Linked DNA regions of Mus musculus: region 2 is linked to region 1. A link is a loop called in an ENCODE intact Hi-C map of the cell type or tissue named here. Cell type or tissue: left cerebral cortex. All regions are shown on one strand.

The links. Peaks named below come from ENCODE experiments on the same cell type or tissue, not always from the same donor. Only the 100,000 strongest peaks of a DNase experiment are listed, where the experiment ranks them.
Region 2: a loop joins it to region 1, with 4 times the contacts of the local background. A loop is called at or near these places in 4 of 42 quality-filtered maps.

Annotation. Positions count from the first base shown.
Region 1 is chr3:85,518,856-85,526,855 of GRCm38, forward strand. No RefSeq gene overlaps it. Among named protein-coding and RNA genes, the nearest start is that of Gm31419, 31 kb to the left of the region's middle. In left cerebral cortex, a CTCF peak has its summit at 3,481; DNase peaks (open chromatin) are centred at 2,085, 2,714 and 3,462; H3K27ac peaks cover 6,018 bases.
Region 2 is chr3:85,568,080-85,576,079 of GRCm38, forward strand. Gatb (glutamyl-tRNA(Gln) amidotransferase, subunit B) reads left to right here and starts at 6,050. Exons shown (of 13, transcript NM_144896.4): 1 at 6,050-6,240; 2 at 7,785-7,935. The coding sequence starts at 6,065. It overlaps Gm46809 (a long non-coding RNA gene), which reads left to right and starts at 7,942. Exons shown (of 2, transcript XR_001783869.2): 1 at 7,942-8,000. It also overlaps Gm3740. In left cerebral cortex, CTCF peaks have their summits at 3,381 (motif pointing left) and 5,843; DNase peaks (open chromatin) are centred at 1,322, 2,743, 3,365, 4,488 and 2 more places; H3K4me3 peaks cover 1,668 bases; H3K27ac peaks cover 6,874 bases.

The DNA of each region.
Region 1 (8,000 bases):
CTGCTATTTATAGAGCGAGAGCAATTTTACCACAGGGTGTGGGGTTTAATTTAAAAAGACGTCAAGGAGCGAGGGGCAGATGGCTGAGCAGGCAGCGCCTCTCATTGACCTTGACAGGGCCTACTGCAATTGCTTCAGCTTTAGGGACTCTGACGTGGGCTCTGAGGATGATCCCCACACGGGGAAGCTCTTTGGGGAAGGAAGAATAAATCGATATACCAAATACCCTGCTTTTTGATTTCTAATTGATCTCTGATCAGCTTGGGAGATGACACTGGCTGTCAGTTTAAGGGGTCTTTTCTGAAAAGCTCTTCATCTAGACAGACTCTGTTATGTGTCATAGGGTATTAGATATGAAAGATCCCAAACTAAAGGATAGGAGGAGGAGGAGGAGGAGGAGGAGGAGGAGGAGGAGGAGGAGGAGGAGGAGGAGGGAGGAAAATGTCTTTCAACCCATAGAGAAGGAATGAGCAGTCTTTGCTTACTCCACTCTCCCTCCCCATAAGAGTCAGCAAACCACCTTTTAGGGCTCCCTTTATCTTATTATTTTGTTGATTTCGCGAGGACATCATAATAAGACAACAAATACTGCTTGGCCAACCATAAATGTAGTCTTCAAGGGCCTTGTTTCTTCTGAACACATTGGGAATCCTTCCTTGCCTCTACACAGCTTCTAGTGCAGTGATTCTTAGCCCTATGGGTCATGCCCACTTTAGTGGTTGCTTTTAATATAGCCTGCATATCAGATATTTACATTATGATTCACGGCAGGATCAAAATTACACTTATGAAGGAGCCAAGAAATAATGTTATGGCCGGGGCATTAGGAAGGCTGAGAACCACTGTTCCAGTGGTTTGCTCATAATCCTGGACACTCCTTGGATTGTAGCTGCAAACTTCAGTCTCTGCCTTCTTTGTCACATAGTCATCTCTCTGTTCCTCTGTGGTCCTGGCTGGTCTAGGCCTGTTAGAGTTCCACCTGCCTCTGTCCCCGAAGTGCTGGGGTTAAAGGTGTGCCCCACTAAACTCAGCTTCTTCTCTTACAAGGACACTCACTGGTCACAGTGGGTTGCACCTACCCCATACTGCTACGATCTTATCTCAACTAATGGTACCTCAGCAATCCTGCTTCCAAATAGGACTGAATTCTCGGGTATTGGGAGTGAGGACTTCAACAGAGGGGATTGATTGGCTCCAATAGTGCCCACAGGTACAAAATTTACTTGGCTCGTTCCCTTGGTTGTAAGAAAAAGTTAAAATATATTGATAGCCAAGCTTTCCTCGTACCATGAAAACTCCTACAATCAGACCCGGTAGAATTAGCCCATTTTAATAGTTCTTCAGCTATACTGGTTAATTTTGATTGCCCCATGGGATGGCCATAGGTATTTCTATGGGGTGTGATTTTGGAGGAGTTCAACATTTAAATTGATAAACTAAATTCAGCAAGTTGTTTACATCCAACTGGTTAAAGGCCTGAATAGAAGAAAGGCCACCCTTCTTCCCTAAGAAAGAAGAAATTATCCTTTGTATCTGCCTTTGAGCTGGGATGCAGGTTTTCTTTCAACTTTAGACCTGACCCGAAACAGTGGTCCTTCCTGGGTTATGAACTTGCAGGCTTTGAGACCAGAGCCACAGCAAGTGGCTCTCAGGGGCCTTCATCTGGCTTGGGCTTGTCTGCCCCTTAGTCTTATGATTCCTACAATAAAATTCTTATAATGAATCTTTTTATCTCTATGTACTCTATAATCCTACATATCTTATTTACAATCCCCCCTCTGTGTGTGTGTGTGTGTGTGTGTGTGTGTGTGTGTGAGTGTGCACGCGTGCACATGTCTTTCTTATAGGTGCTATATGCCATTCTAATATACGATCAAATTCTGAAACCACTGATATATAAATCACAAATAAGCGAGCAATGCTATCTGGGGGAAGGCTTTTCAAATTCTATGTGAACATTTGAGGAGAGCCATAACTGGATGGGGAAAGAGCCTGAGCAAGTGGAACAGGAAGAGAGGGTGGATAGAAGGACTGAATCTTTGGAGAAGCTAAGATGGACAGACTGACTAAGCCTGGATGCAGCCCTGCTGCAGGTGCCATGGTTAGGCAATGCAGAGAGCTGTCACTGAAAGATTTTCCAGAAGCAGTAATGTATCATTTCTGTGTTTCAGAAAGATGAATCTAAAAGACATGGAGGAGAGGGGAGAAAAGACAACGTGAGAGGACTGATGAGGCCATTCATGCAAAACCCTTCTGGGGACTAGATGTTTGTGCTCGACGCAAAGCCACATGTTAAACCCCAAGCCCCTACAGTGTGACAACATTTGAAAAGAGGCTATTTGGAAGATAATTGGGTTTAGATGGAGTCAAGAGTCTAGAGACTTCATGGTGGAGTGACTGTCCTTAGAAGAAGAGGAAAGGACAACAGAGCTTCCTGTCTCCTTCATCGGGGACAGAGAAGAAAGCACCTGTCTGTAAGCCAGGGGTGCTCACCAAAAGCTAAGCAAGAGGAGCTGTGGACCTGAGCTAGAGCAAACAGATTGTGTGTGTGTGTGTGTGTGTGTGTGTGTGTGTGTGTGTGTGTGTTAGAGCTACATTTACCCAGATTGGGCAACTAGCCTTGGAATTGAGGAGGAGGTGTTGTATATGACTTCAAAGTCCCTAACTTAGGTGACTGAGAAGATGGTGGTGTTTAAGATTGGGAACACAGGAGGAGAAACAGATTTTGTGGAGGATGTAATGAGTTCAGTGCATTTAAATTTGAGGTAGCACGGGGCATTTGTTCAGATGCATCCAGGGAGCTGATAAAAATAGGTTTCTGGCCTTCACTAAAGTGGTTATGCTCTTTATAGAAGAAGACTCAGGAATAATGGAATGTAGACAATGACATCATTCATGGTTAGAAAGATCTAGGGAGATTGTGAAGGGGCTGGAAGTAGGAGCTTAGGATATGCAACTGTTTAAAAGACCTGAGGCAGGGGAGAAGTTATCTAAGAAGCTAAGACCAAGCAGAAAAAAAAGAAAGCATGTGACAATGACCTGGGGACCAAAGGATTTAACATGAATTACTAAGCAATGGCAAGAGTGTATCTATATCCCACAACTGAGGGAGAATGTGCCAGGAGGGACAGACTTGAAATACAGAACTCATTGCAAACTGTGTAAGTAGGAAGTCATGCCCTTCTAATGATGGTCAGGGGAAGGATTTCCAATTCTCCAAGTAACAAATATCCTTAAAATATAGGAATGATGGATATTGTTGAATGTTTCAAAGATGTCCCCAGGAAAGGTGGAGAGGATTAGCCTTGAGTATTAAATGAAGAGATATGTACGTTGATTATGTTTGCTTATAAAAATAAATAATGTTTATTTAAAAATTAAATAATGAATATATTGTGGAATAGAAAGATGTTACCATAACATTTAAAGATGAAGAGAATTCAAGTATTTTAAGGTACACATGGGCCCACTGCCACTAGGGGTGCTGTGTTGGGACAGACATTAGCTGGAGGGCTGCACACTCCCAGTAAGTCAAATCCATGAGCAACTAGTCTGTTAATCCACACTCCAGCCTAGGAACATATAGCATCATGACCATAGTAATCTAAGGACCTGTGTGTGTGTGTGTGTGTGTGTGTGTGTGTGTGTGTGTGAGAGAGAGAGAGAGAGAGAGAGAGAGAGAGAGAGAGAGAGAAACAGAGACAGAGACAGAGACAGAGACAGAGACAGAAGACAGAGAGAGACAGAGAGAGATTAAAAATTAAGAGAAAACTTGTTGTTTGCCAGGACTTAGTAAACCTTTTTAAAACCTGATATCTATTTCTTCTGATGGAGACAGACTATTCAGTTGCATAAAGCACCTTTTATCCTATCAGACTACATGGCAAAAGAAACATCCTTCCTTTGACTTGATGAGAACTCAAAGGAGTAGTCTCTGGTTCTACATCAGCCCAATTCAGTGACTCCTTGGATGGAGAAAAACTAGCACTCTTTTTCTAAAACATAGCAATAGCCCAATCGCTGAGACATGGTGATTGAAAATAGGCCCCTAACATTTCAAAATCTCAATAACTATGGCTCTTGGTAAATTGTTCCTTTAAGAGAGTCTGCAGCATGCACACAGCCTGGTGGGTGGGAACCTTCAGGTCTGTTCCCCTATTCTCTTAGGCGAGATGATCTCTAAGGTTTTTGCTGTCTCTGAAGGACTAAATAGCTGCTGTGTCTCACCTACTGTGACAGGTGGCTCATCACATTGATGAGTCCTAAGTACACACCTTCCTGGCACATACGACAAAAGTTGTTACCAGGGACTGGGGTATTGCTGTGATTGGCCTGACTATGCTTTTGTTTGGAGGAATGTAGATTTTGGGACTTTGGAAAGCAGTGGAATGCTTTAAGTTAGGCTTACTGGGCCATCCTGGTAGGAAGATGGAAGACTCTGTGGCTGAGTATGGTTTGAACTGTGCAGATTTGGTTTCAGTGGAGAAGAATTTCAGAATGTGTCCTAGAGACTGTTTTTGTGGGATTTTGGTGAAGAGTGTGGCTGCTTTTTGCCCTTGTCTGAAGAGTCTACCTGAGTCTAAGGTAAAGAGGTTTATATTAATTGCATTGACAAAGGTAGTCTCAAAAAAGCCCAGCAGAGACTTTGTTCTCTGGTTAAGTCTCATGAAGAGCATTTTGAACAAGTATAGCAAGCTTAGAAAGAAAAACTATAAAATATATGATCAAGTATTAAGCAGGCCCCAGGAAGGGAAATGGAACTGAATCCTTTGCTCTAGGAGATAAGTGAAGATAAAGGAGATTAAGGGAATATGGGGCAAGATCCGACCCAGCTAAATTTAGATCCAGGCATGATGGTACACACCTTTAATCCTAGGAGACAAAGCCAAGCAGATCTCTGAGCTCAAGGCCAGCCTGGGACAGAGCAAGTTCTAGATGAAGAAAACTTTAAGTCCTGGTGTGGTGGTACACACATTTAATTCCAGGAGACAGGCAAGCAGGTCTCTGAGTTCAAGGTCAATCTACAGAGCACGATCCAGGACAGCCAAGCTTAGGCAATGAAGGAACTGGAAAACAGAAAGCTAGTGATAATGTAATAGAACAAGGGCCATGTTCCAGTTCCTGCAAGTGGCAGAACTCAGCAGCTTTGGCAGTGTGGCTCTGACTTTAGAATCCAGAATAGAAGGCACTACTGGGACAATTGATGCTGGTTAGCTGGAGGTAAGGAATTAGCTGTGATTAAGAAGAGACCAGCATCACTGAGGTGAAATCTTCTGGAAAGTGTTTTCTGAGAGCACAAAGAACCTGTGTTCCAGAGATAGCCAAGGCTGTACCTCATGCTGCAGCTGTACTTGGTAATGTGTAGGAGTCACTCAGGTGGTATTGGTTTTGAAGGCATGAAGGGGTCATGAAGAACAGCTGGAGCTTGGCACTGTGAGAGGCCATGGAAGGCCATTGGTGAAGGTGCAGCTCCAGTTGCAGTTGACAGCCCAGGACTGAAGGGGTCATGCAAAGGAGTTGAGGCTTTGCACCATGAAGAGAACCTTTGAGAGGCTATTGGTGAAGCTTAGGTGCTGTGGAAAACCCCAGCATATTGGAGATGCCAGTACCATGGGATCCCCATGGGATGCCATCACCAAGAACAGCAGCAGCAATTGATCAACCTGACTTAGAGGGCAGAGTTAGAAGAAGTGGCACCAGCCCTTTGGAGGAGCCCAGAAGATCATATGTGAATCCCAGACATTGAAACAAGAAGTTGTAACATTGAAGTTGCCTTGGAGACTCGAAGATTTTCAATATGCCAGAACTGTGGAATACCTGCTGAGAAAGCTACTGACAGGTAGTGGAGCTAGCACAGGAGAAAGAAGTTTGTTGCAGTCAACAAAGATGACAAAGGAGTTGGAGATCTGAAGACTGCTTTGACATCGGACATGGAGATGCAGAGTTTGGAGTTTGTCCAGCTGGTTTCCTGTCTTGCTTTGGGGATTACAGTTAAGTGATTAGATGCATCTCAGAAGAGACCTTGAACTTTGGACTTTTAACCTTGTTGAGACAGTTACAGACTATGGGAACTTTGGAAGTTGGACTAAATGTATTTTTATTATATGGCCCCCATGTTTGAACAAGCCTATGGAGGCTCTGGAGTGGAATGAGATGGTTTGTATATGCCTGAGCCAGGGAGTGGCACTAGTAGGAAGTGTGTCCTTGTAGGAGTAGCTGTGTCACTGTGGGTTGTGGACTTTAATACCCTAGTTATAGCTGCCTGGAAGTCAGTATTCTGATGGCAGCCTTCAGATGAAGATGTAGAACTCTCAGTTCCTCCTACACCATGCCTGCCTGGATGCTGCCATGTTCCCATCTTGATAACGGACTGAACCTCTGAACCTGTAAGCCGGCCCCAATTAAATGCTGTTCTTTTAAGAGTTGCCTTGGTCATGGTATCTGTTCACCCTAACTAAGACACTTTGAATGCCCCTCCCTGGTCTGGAACTGTGAGTAGTGTGATGGGTGGACTTCTGATTCTGCGTTCTTGACAATCCTGGAGAGGTACGGAGAATGTCTACTTTCTATGTGAAGATAGAAGTCAAGAATGAAGCTATCATCGGAGAAGGGTGGGAAGAGGCCCAGTCTTGCCAGCCTTCAGCTGAGCCTGGCCCGTAGCTATCGAGTGAACTCAATGAACTTTTTTGAGAGACCATTGGTAAGGCCAGCAAAAGAACCACCCAGCTGAGTTTAGCTCTAATTGCAGAATCATGAGCAAAGAGAACAGCTTTCATCTTAGGCCACTGACTTTTACGATGGCTTTTACACTCAACTAGAAAGATGAAAAAAAAATTACTGTAATTTCAATTCTTGAAAACAGAAGTTGGCAAAGGTTCCAAACTGCACCAATTTCCTGACCCTTCTCCACAGGGATGTGATGTGATATCACAGTGCTAATTTGGCCCAACCCGATTCTTCACGGATCTGTTTATTTTGTAGTTTTGATAAGCAGGCACCTGGAGGCATTGTAAGCCCCTGCCGGGCTGCAGCGTATCCGACATTAGTAAACCACCTGATTCACAAGCTACCTTTCCAAGCACCTTCCTTGTGGCAGCCCCACACTCTGGGCTCCCATCTACCTGCTGTATGTTACTTGCTCCAGGGCCAAACACCAGACAACTAAGGGCTGGGCCAGGCCACGCCTTGGAGACTGCTGCAGACATTCAAGCCAGCAGGACAAAAGAGGTCACTCACATTTGTACTTGCTTCCTCTGTGCCCCGACCAGTTTGCCCTTCCCTCTGTAGCCCTTGTCCCGGGAGCCTGGTTTCCCCCTTCTTTTAGAATCTGGGGGTATAAACCAACCTTTTACAATGGTGTGCGATACCTGAATAATAATTACAGTGCATTTTAAGATAGCAACCCGTTGGTATGAATGAGGGGGCAAATCTCACAGCCAGTGTCACTCTAGCAGGAGACTAAGATGGACAAGGTAGGAGTGACTGTCACATGTGTCCCCCAGACAGACCTGCCTCACCTGCATCAGCCTTTCATTGTGCACCCTAAGTTCTGAGTAGTTATACATTGTTCCACTAGAAATAAGTAATGTTTTTGATTGTTTCCCCCAACAATTTTCACAATAGCTCTAGGAAATAATTTGTTGTCTCCTTCATACAGATATGAAAATCAAAGGTTAAAATAAATAATATGCTGTAAGAAGGGGGAGATTCCAACTTTTTTTTCTCTAATTCTCCAAATAGAATGTTTTTCCTAAATGGTCCCAACAATTTTTGGAAGTTCCATTGTTTGCCAATCTTTCCTATTTGTGTATGCATTACATAAGACCTCAATATGTTTTCTGAGTTAAAATTTGAACAAATGAGATTTATGTACTAATTTTTTTAACTACATGTATTTGTTTGTGTTGGAAACATACACACCGCAGAGAGCATGTGAAGGCCAGAGGGTGAGGTCAGGAAGTCTGTTCTCTCCTTCTGCATTCGGATCCCAGGCACTGACT
Region 2 (8,000 bases), 49 kb after region 1:
GCTATGCATCAGTGTAAAATATTCTTCAGGGGGATCATACCCATACACTAAAGCAACCACGATAAAGAAAACAGCTTTCCAGAATGAATATAAATAAGTGTTAGGCCAAAATGTGACTATTATATGCCAGAGTGACTATTTATATATTTTTTTACTTTGGTTTGTTGCTTGGAATCCACAGCATTCAGTCCCATCCTTAACACAATTTCTTTTCATTTTTACTATATGTGGAGAGGAGTGAAAACATCTTTTAGTAGCAAAGACTGATCTAAATGTTTAAACAAAATCAATTTGAAATCACTGTTGGGCTATCACTCAATCTTCTTGTTGAATCTGACTCTAGAGTCAGGCTCCAAGGAGACACAAATAATGTCTGTACTCCTGTATCTCTTCTTAATTCATCAATCGCTGGGAACTTTCCCCTTCTCCCCTCTCTCTGCATTTATCTCAGTAGTTCTATCTTTTGATTACTACTTGGTTTTAAGCCAAAACAGCACTTCTTCCTGAACCACGATGTTGCCTCTCAATAGCTGTATATTAAACTGTGGTGAACTTGAAGGCTCAGCCACCAAGATTTCAGGCCTATTGTTTTGAGTAGGTCATTCATTCTTGGTTCAAGGGCAGCCCAGATAGAAGTGCCAGTTCAGATATTCACAAGTAATGACACCAATTATCTGGCAAGATGTGTGAGATAAGCTGTTCTGTTCCCTTCTGTAACACCACCTTGTGGAATGTTGGCTATTCCCGCCCCCACCCCACCCCAGATGATCAAGGAAGAGTTGATTCATCAGGAGAAAGGTCTCATCAGAGTCCATGTGTCCTGGTGAGGCTGTGTATGCATGTGCTTGGACATGTGTGTACATATTATATATGTTATTGACAGAAGTCAATGCTGAGCCTTGTTTCAGTCACTCTCCACCTTAAGTTTTGAGGTGTAGTCTCTCACTGAAACTGTATAGGCCCTGTCTGTGCTCATCTCTTTAGCTCTGGGCTGCAGATGCACAACACAGCACTCAGCTTTTGACATGGGTGCTAGGGCCCCAAGCTCAGATCCTCATGCTTGGACAGACAGCACTTTACCAACAGAGCTCTCTCCCCAGCATTCTCTGTTGAGTGATTCTTTAATGATATACATTTATTCATCATCATCCTTTGGCTCTAAAATAAGAGAACAAGCTGACAAATAAAAATATCTGTTTTGAAACGGAATAGCCACTGGCTATTCTTTTTGCATTATTTTTTGAATGAAAGTAGAGCTTAGAAGTGTGTGTGTGTGTGTGTGTGTGTGTGTGTGTGTGTACATGCACATGCGCACAAACTCTGTAGCTCTGATGGCTAGAATACTCAATTCCAAAGCACAAAAATAGGGAGCATTTTTAGTTCCTTGCAGAGCTTTGATCACATGCAAACCACAGTTTGCAGAAACACGGAGTTTAATATTTTCTAGCTCTCCGTACTTGCAACTCAGGATTATCTTCCTTCAGGCAAGGGATGAGTCAAGGGGCCACATGCAGGTAGAACTTTTGCTGATACACTATTCCTGTTTCTTTCCTGGGTTCAGTCATATTTTTAGATCAGCAAGCTATTCCTTGAATCAGAGAGAAGACCACAAAAATATTATAGTTCCTAGGCCAGGCCTAATAACGACATGCTGGCCTCATCTTCCCAGCTGGCATTTCATCTCCACAAAGGCCCTGAGCAGGGTGTTCTATTTCCTTGCATTGGGAATGAAGAAAGGGTTATAGATTTCTTTGCCCCACAGCAATCTTCTAGAGAAAGTGATTGTTCCCTCCACATCAGTATTTTATCAGAAGCAAGACTTTAATGGAAAAATAAAAAGAAATGAATCCTGTTCTCCCAACTGCTCAGCAGGCATGTATTCCCAGTCTTTGTTTTTCCCCCAGTGGTACTTTTCTAGACCTTAAAATGTGGGGTTTTCTAAGAAGAAACTTTGTGTTTAAAGAATGCTTTTTTCAAAGACATGAACTACCTTTGTTCCAATGTTTTTACTACATGCAGATGATCTTGTCAAGTTTTGTCACATGCCCATCATCGTAAATGAATTGTTTTCTTTTTTATAGGGAATTTGAATTAACGTTACCACCAACCCTTCCTATCCACATGGCTGAATTTCAACATTGGGCTTCTTTCCATAGTCAAAAAGACAAATAGAAAATATTATCCAGCAGAGAGATCAAACTTATTACTGTATTAAGAAACACTGTGACAACTCCCATCCAGCTTTGTTAGACTACAATGGCTATTTTATATATTCATCTGCTATGTATTTTTAAAGCATTGCCTTTGTCTCCACAGGACAAATGTAGTTAATTAAAGAAAAAGATTAGTTCACACGGTTTTAAGATTTGCACATATTTTCAAATAGATTTTGAGATACAGTGTCACGACAGCAGAAGCTATCTTTTTTATTTTACTTGGAATTATAATGTTGCAATTAAAATTGTTTGCTTCTTCTTAAAAAGCAGAGACTTTGTGCCACTTGTATTATTCCTCTTACACTGTAGCACATGGCGCTGAAGAAGTTACAAACTTATCACAAAATGTCTTTTCCATAGCACTTCCCCCACTGTACCCTAGGAAAATGGATAGTGGGAAGGGTAACAATTAAATTCAATCTAAATGTGGGGGGATTCGTGTTCAGAAATCAATGTGTTTATATAAAGATGTTAAGTCAAATACAGAGGTGAACCAGGCTATTCCAACTCTTGCCAAACAAGACTTGGAAAAAGAGTAACCCAAACCAAGCATGTTATTTACAATATACTTCCTAACTAGTCTCATTTGTAAGTGAAAATCAGCTGGCTCAAACATCTTTTTAAAACTGATTGAATAACGTTGGGGAGGGAATCTGCGACACGCTCCTTGAAAAAAATATGGTTAGAAACTCTGTCCTGCTACCTCCTGAGTGCCTTGAAAATGAAAATCTCTGTGTCTTCCAGATGACAGCCACCTTGTTGTGGATCCAAAATAGCTCTCTCAGCCAGAGAGCTGTCTATCAGTAAGAGTTCTGACGGGTACATATTTGGCATTCAGAAAGAAGGCAAGAAATGGTCTCATGAAAGAAGATTTGGTAGAAGAACTGCCCCCACCCCCTGAAGTCCAATGGAAATCTGGAAAACAGTGCCTCTCGTAGACACCACCAAGAGACCAACAGGCATTTCTGAAAATGAGACATAATTTTGATAGAGAACAAAGCCAGAAAAGGGGGTGGTAAGTCCCTATTTCCACCATTAGCTTTTATAGGCATTTGAGAGTCCATGATTAGACATAAAATGTACCAAGCTGGAAGGTTCCCATTTGTTCAAGGAAGCAAATCCACTTACATGTATAGGATTTTCTCTCCCCCTAGTGGTGGGGTGGAGGCCTTTGAAGACTGAGAGCATGTGATTGCACAATACTGCTTTAGAAATCAGTCTGGGTTTCCACTGCAGCGCACTTTGTACAAAAAGTAGGCTATTCTTTGGGTGTCCTCACATTCTCTACAGTGATTTCTGAACCTCTTTCAATACTCCCAGTGAGGTAGTGAAGTGTCTCATAACTATGTTCCAGCGTGAGGTAAAGTCTTTCTTTCCTCCTCTTTAGCCCTATTAAAGGTGAAGCCACGTTGCATTCCCAAACAGTTTTACTGACCAGAAACCCACTCGAGGAGTTAAGGGAGAAGAAAAAGGAAACCCATATATAGCTAATGTAGGAAACATGGGGACTCACAAGAAAGACACCCATATATCAAGGACCCAAAGAATGAAAGGAGCTAATTAGAGATACATTTTGAAACGTTTTCACCTTTGTGTTCCATGCACTTTCATTTTCTTCTTTAGTTATATGAAAGTAAAATTCAGATTACTCATGGGAAGTAGATAAAAAAGAAAAAATATAGAATAAGTAAATGTCAATCAAGTTTTAAAAATTATTTTTAAATGTATGTATGAGAGAGACATGGTTAGGGGAGTGCTGTGTGTGGTGTCTGCAGAAAGCTGACGATGGTGCCAGCTCTTCTGGAGTTGGAGTTACAGGCTGTTGTGACTCTGGACATGAGTGCTGGCCAACAAACTCAGGTCCTCTGGAAGAATAGAAAGTGCTCTTAACCACTGAATTATCTCTCCAGCCCAGGTTATTTTTCCAAATGGAGTGACCATATTATAAAATGCCAAAATGTTTTCTAAATATTAATGGAAACAGATCCTAAATTGTAGCTGTCTTATCTGTAGGTTAGTGATCGATAACTGCAACACATCAGTGTGGAATATAGAGAGTACACATCTATTCTTTCTCTATAATTGGGCATCAGTGACTTCCACTGGATTGCTCCTCTTGGAAATCTCCAAGGCAACCAAGCACCTAAGTTCACACAGAGAATAGGTTCCTTTTCTGGCTTCCTTACCATACACTACACACATAAGTCAGAACTGTTGGGCCCCATTTTGGCCCTGGTTTGGGCCTTGAGGACAAACTCGAATCTGGCTCGAGTTTCTGCGGCCTTGTGGGAGAGCCTAAGCCTGGCTCAAGTTTTGAGACCTGTCTCAGTCACTTCCATATTGGGGTGACTCAGCAAGACCTGTTTGGCCCTGCCTCTGCCCTGTCGTTGCTGATGTAGAGCTTTGCCATTGACCCTGTCAGTCACTACGCCATCTTACCCCACCAAAACCCGCCTCCCTATGTTCCAAACTTATATAAGCAAGAGGCTGACTCCATAAAGTTGAGTTCCTGCTTCAACAAGACTCCCAACTCTGTGTGTTTCTTTTGGGCCGTTGACACTCGCCATCCTGCTCAGCCCTGGAGAGACCCCAGAGGGACAGGGACCTCTCTCCTCTGTCCTGGACCTGTCAGCAAGGAGCAGGTACAGAACCTCCAACTCTCGATCAGGTCCCTCAATCTCACCTTGCACATCTCCCAGAAACATATGTTTTACTTTACCCTTCACCACTACCCCAATCTGTTATTGCGTTTCTAAAGAACATACCCTCTCAACAGCCCCCATTTGTCAAATACATTCACTGCACTGTACTACTTCATATATTCTTGAGGCGCCTACTCTGTACTCTGGAAATACTATGGTAAATACCAGACAAGGATCCATTGAAATCAAAGATAGCTGTTAAGACTATGTTGACAATTAAAATCAGGCAATGAAAGTAAGAACTATTGTAGACTAAGTTTTCAAATAAAAAAAAAAATCACCTGGAATTTCAACAAGGGATATGAAAGGCTCTGCTTGGTTTTGCCTTCCTGAGGGTGGGACCTAGCATCTCTACATGGTAGGCAAATGCTGTACCACTGAGGGATATGCCCAGTCCAAGATGAGTTCTGAAGTCAAACAACAAAAGAAATCCATTGAGGTGATGTCTTTTTTTCTATCAAAGCTTTCTAACACAAGAAATTGTTTCAGATGTTGGCTAAGAAAAATAGTAAGTAAAAAGCACATAAAAGTTTAAAAATTTTTTTCGGACATGAAAACAATTTTTAAAACGTTTTTCTGTATGGTTCCTCTCCCTAAAATGTCAATTCTTTAAAATATAACATCCCCAAAGTCTTTCTTTCTAGCATATCAATGCTGCCTTATTATTGAACTAGGTATATATAGCAGGCATGCAAATAAGTATCAGTTGAAATAATGCACAAATTTGTGTGCGAGGTGTGCGAGCAAGACAGAAAAAATAAAAGCGTTGGAGGGTCCAGGAAGCCTTTGTGGTAATGTTAGGGTCATTTGTTTCAACTCACGGGCTTAAGCTGAGTATAAAATCCTTGGTGAGGCTTCCTTGCTTGGCGCTCCCTCAAAGAGCTGTCAAAGTACACACAAGCTCTACCGCCACAAAGCTCTCCAACTCCCCGCTAGGAGGAGTCACACAGGACCCACCAACCTTCCCACTTCTTTGGTTCCGCCCCTCCCTAACAAAGTTCCGGCAGCCTTTGAATTGGGTTGCTGGGAACAGTAGTCTTCCGGTCAAGAGCTACACGGGTTGTGGCGCATTGCCAGAACTACGCTTCCCAGGGAGCCTCGCGGCAGAGGGAGGGTGGGTCACCTGACCGGGACTTCGGCGACGCTATGGCGGCGCCCATGCTGCGCTTGGGTTTCCCTGGAAGACGCTGGGCTTTAACATGGCTAGATGGCGGTTCCCGCCACCGAAGTGGCTCTCAGACTGGGCCCACATCCAACTGGGCTAGGAGACAGAGTTCAGTGGCTCAGCCTTCCCTCCACACGGCTCAGAAGCCGAGGAAAGGGTATATCTTCTTCGTACTTTTGCCTGTCTCGTGGAAGTGCAGAACGAAGATAATGGCCCCGGCAGCCCAGCCTGAGGGTTTTAGTGTGCTGGAGGGTGGTCACCTGTGTTATGGGCAACTGAACCTAAATGAAAACACAAAACCAGGCCTGCCACCTTCAGCCTCACACTTAAAACTTCTGTCTTAAAGTAGGCATATTTGGACAACGTGCGAATGTAAAATAGCGTTTCCTCCAGTCGTCTTCTCAGACAGAAGACTGGAATACTTTGCCCTACTAACTCGTGTGGGGTCTGCGACACTAGACTCTGGCTCGTATGTAGCGGGCATTTGGCGTCACTACAGGCTAGCAATAATTTAAAGACAGAAAATAGCCGTTGTACAAAGCCCCAGATAGGAGAGGTCTTATTAGTCAGAAAGCACTAGCTATCTGTGGTTTTATTGTGGGCATATTTGTCTAGACCCCAGGAGGATGTTAGTCGACTGACGAAATCTTTCCCCGATTATATAAAGAATTGCTTATGTTGTACAGCAGTTAGTTGCTTCCGTGTACATGATTTAAAGCTTCTTTTAAAATACAGCAACAAGGCAATTTTTAAAAAAGTTTTGTTTTGTTGAGGTTGGCATTCTTTTTAGCATTTCAGTGAAGAAGAGAAGAAAAATGTCCAAAATCATCACCTTTCTATTCTCTTCATAAACTAGACTATTTTCTTTCCACGAAATGAAACTGCAGAAATACTTCGATTAGCAATTAGAACATGCAGAATTTCTGAATTTCTTAGTTTATTTCCTCTCTCTTGAAAGCTTTATTATCAAATTTTAGAAAGAAGGAATTAATCTTTTCTCATTCCTTCATCTGTTGAACTGCTTAAAACAAAACTGAATGCACATGAATTAAAATCTGACTAATATAGAAAATGTCTAGGGAGAAGTGAAGACTAGGAACATACATAGGAATAGAGAATTTAATTCCCCAAAGAGAGTGGAGTACTGGCTCACCAGAGTAGGGCTGTTCAGATAAGAGACAGTATATCACTGTAAGCATTTACAAAGATTTGCTAGCAGTGAAGTATGAACAAATGAAAAAAATTTAAGTTTAGATCTCAAGAACTGGATGGGACTTGGTGGATGAAAACAAAGTTTCCTCTAATGGTTTTCTGTTCTTTTTCACGGGTTTTAAGGAATACCATATTGTGGTAGTCTATGGTATCTGATCCTGCTTCTGTAGCTACAAGCTCTTAACAATGAACTCAAAATATGGGCGATAATTTATTCTTTAGCCATCATTTCTCTAGAACTAGAATCCTGGCATTTGTATTAAACCCAAATAATGATAAGATAAGCTTTTATTATTTACTGAGTCATTTACTTAGTGTTTATTAACTAATAAGGTACATTTAGTTTATTCACCAATAAAATGACACATTTTAAAATATAAGCATATAAAATTTTAATTTAAAACACAAGATTATAATTGGAAATATAGGTTTATAAGAATTTATATTTAGCGACAAATGTAACGTTTTAACCATTTTCCTTCCCTTTAGTGAACACAAATGGGCAGCTGTAGTAGGACTGGAAATTCATGCACAGATTTCCTCCAACTCTAAACTCTTCTCTGGAGCTCAAGTGTGCTTTGCAGCACCTCCAAATTCTCTGGTTTCTTATTTTGATGCATCTCTGCCTGGAACATTACCGGTAAGGTGTTTTATACTGTCTGTTTACATTAGAAAATGTTTATGTCATAGTGAATATAGATAAGG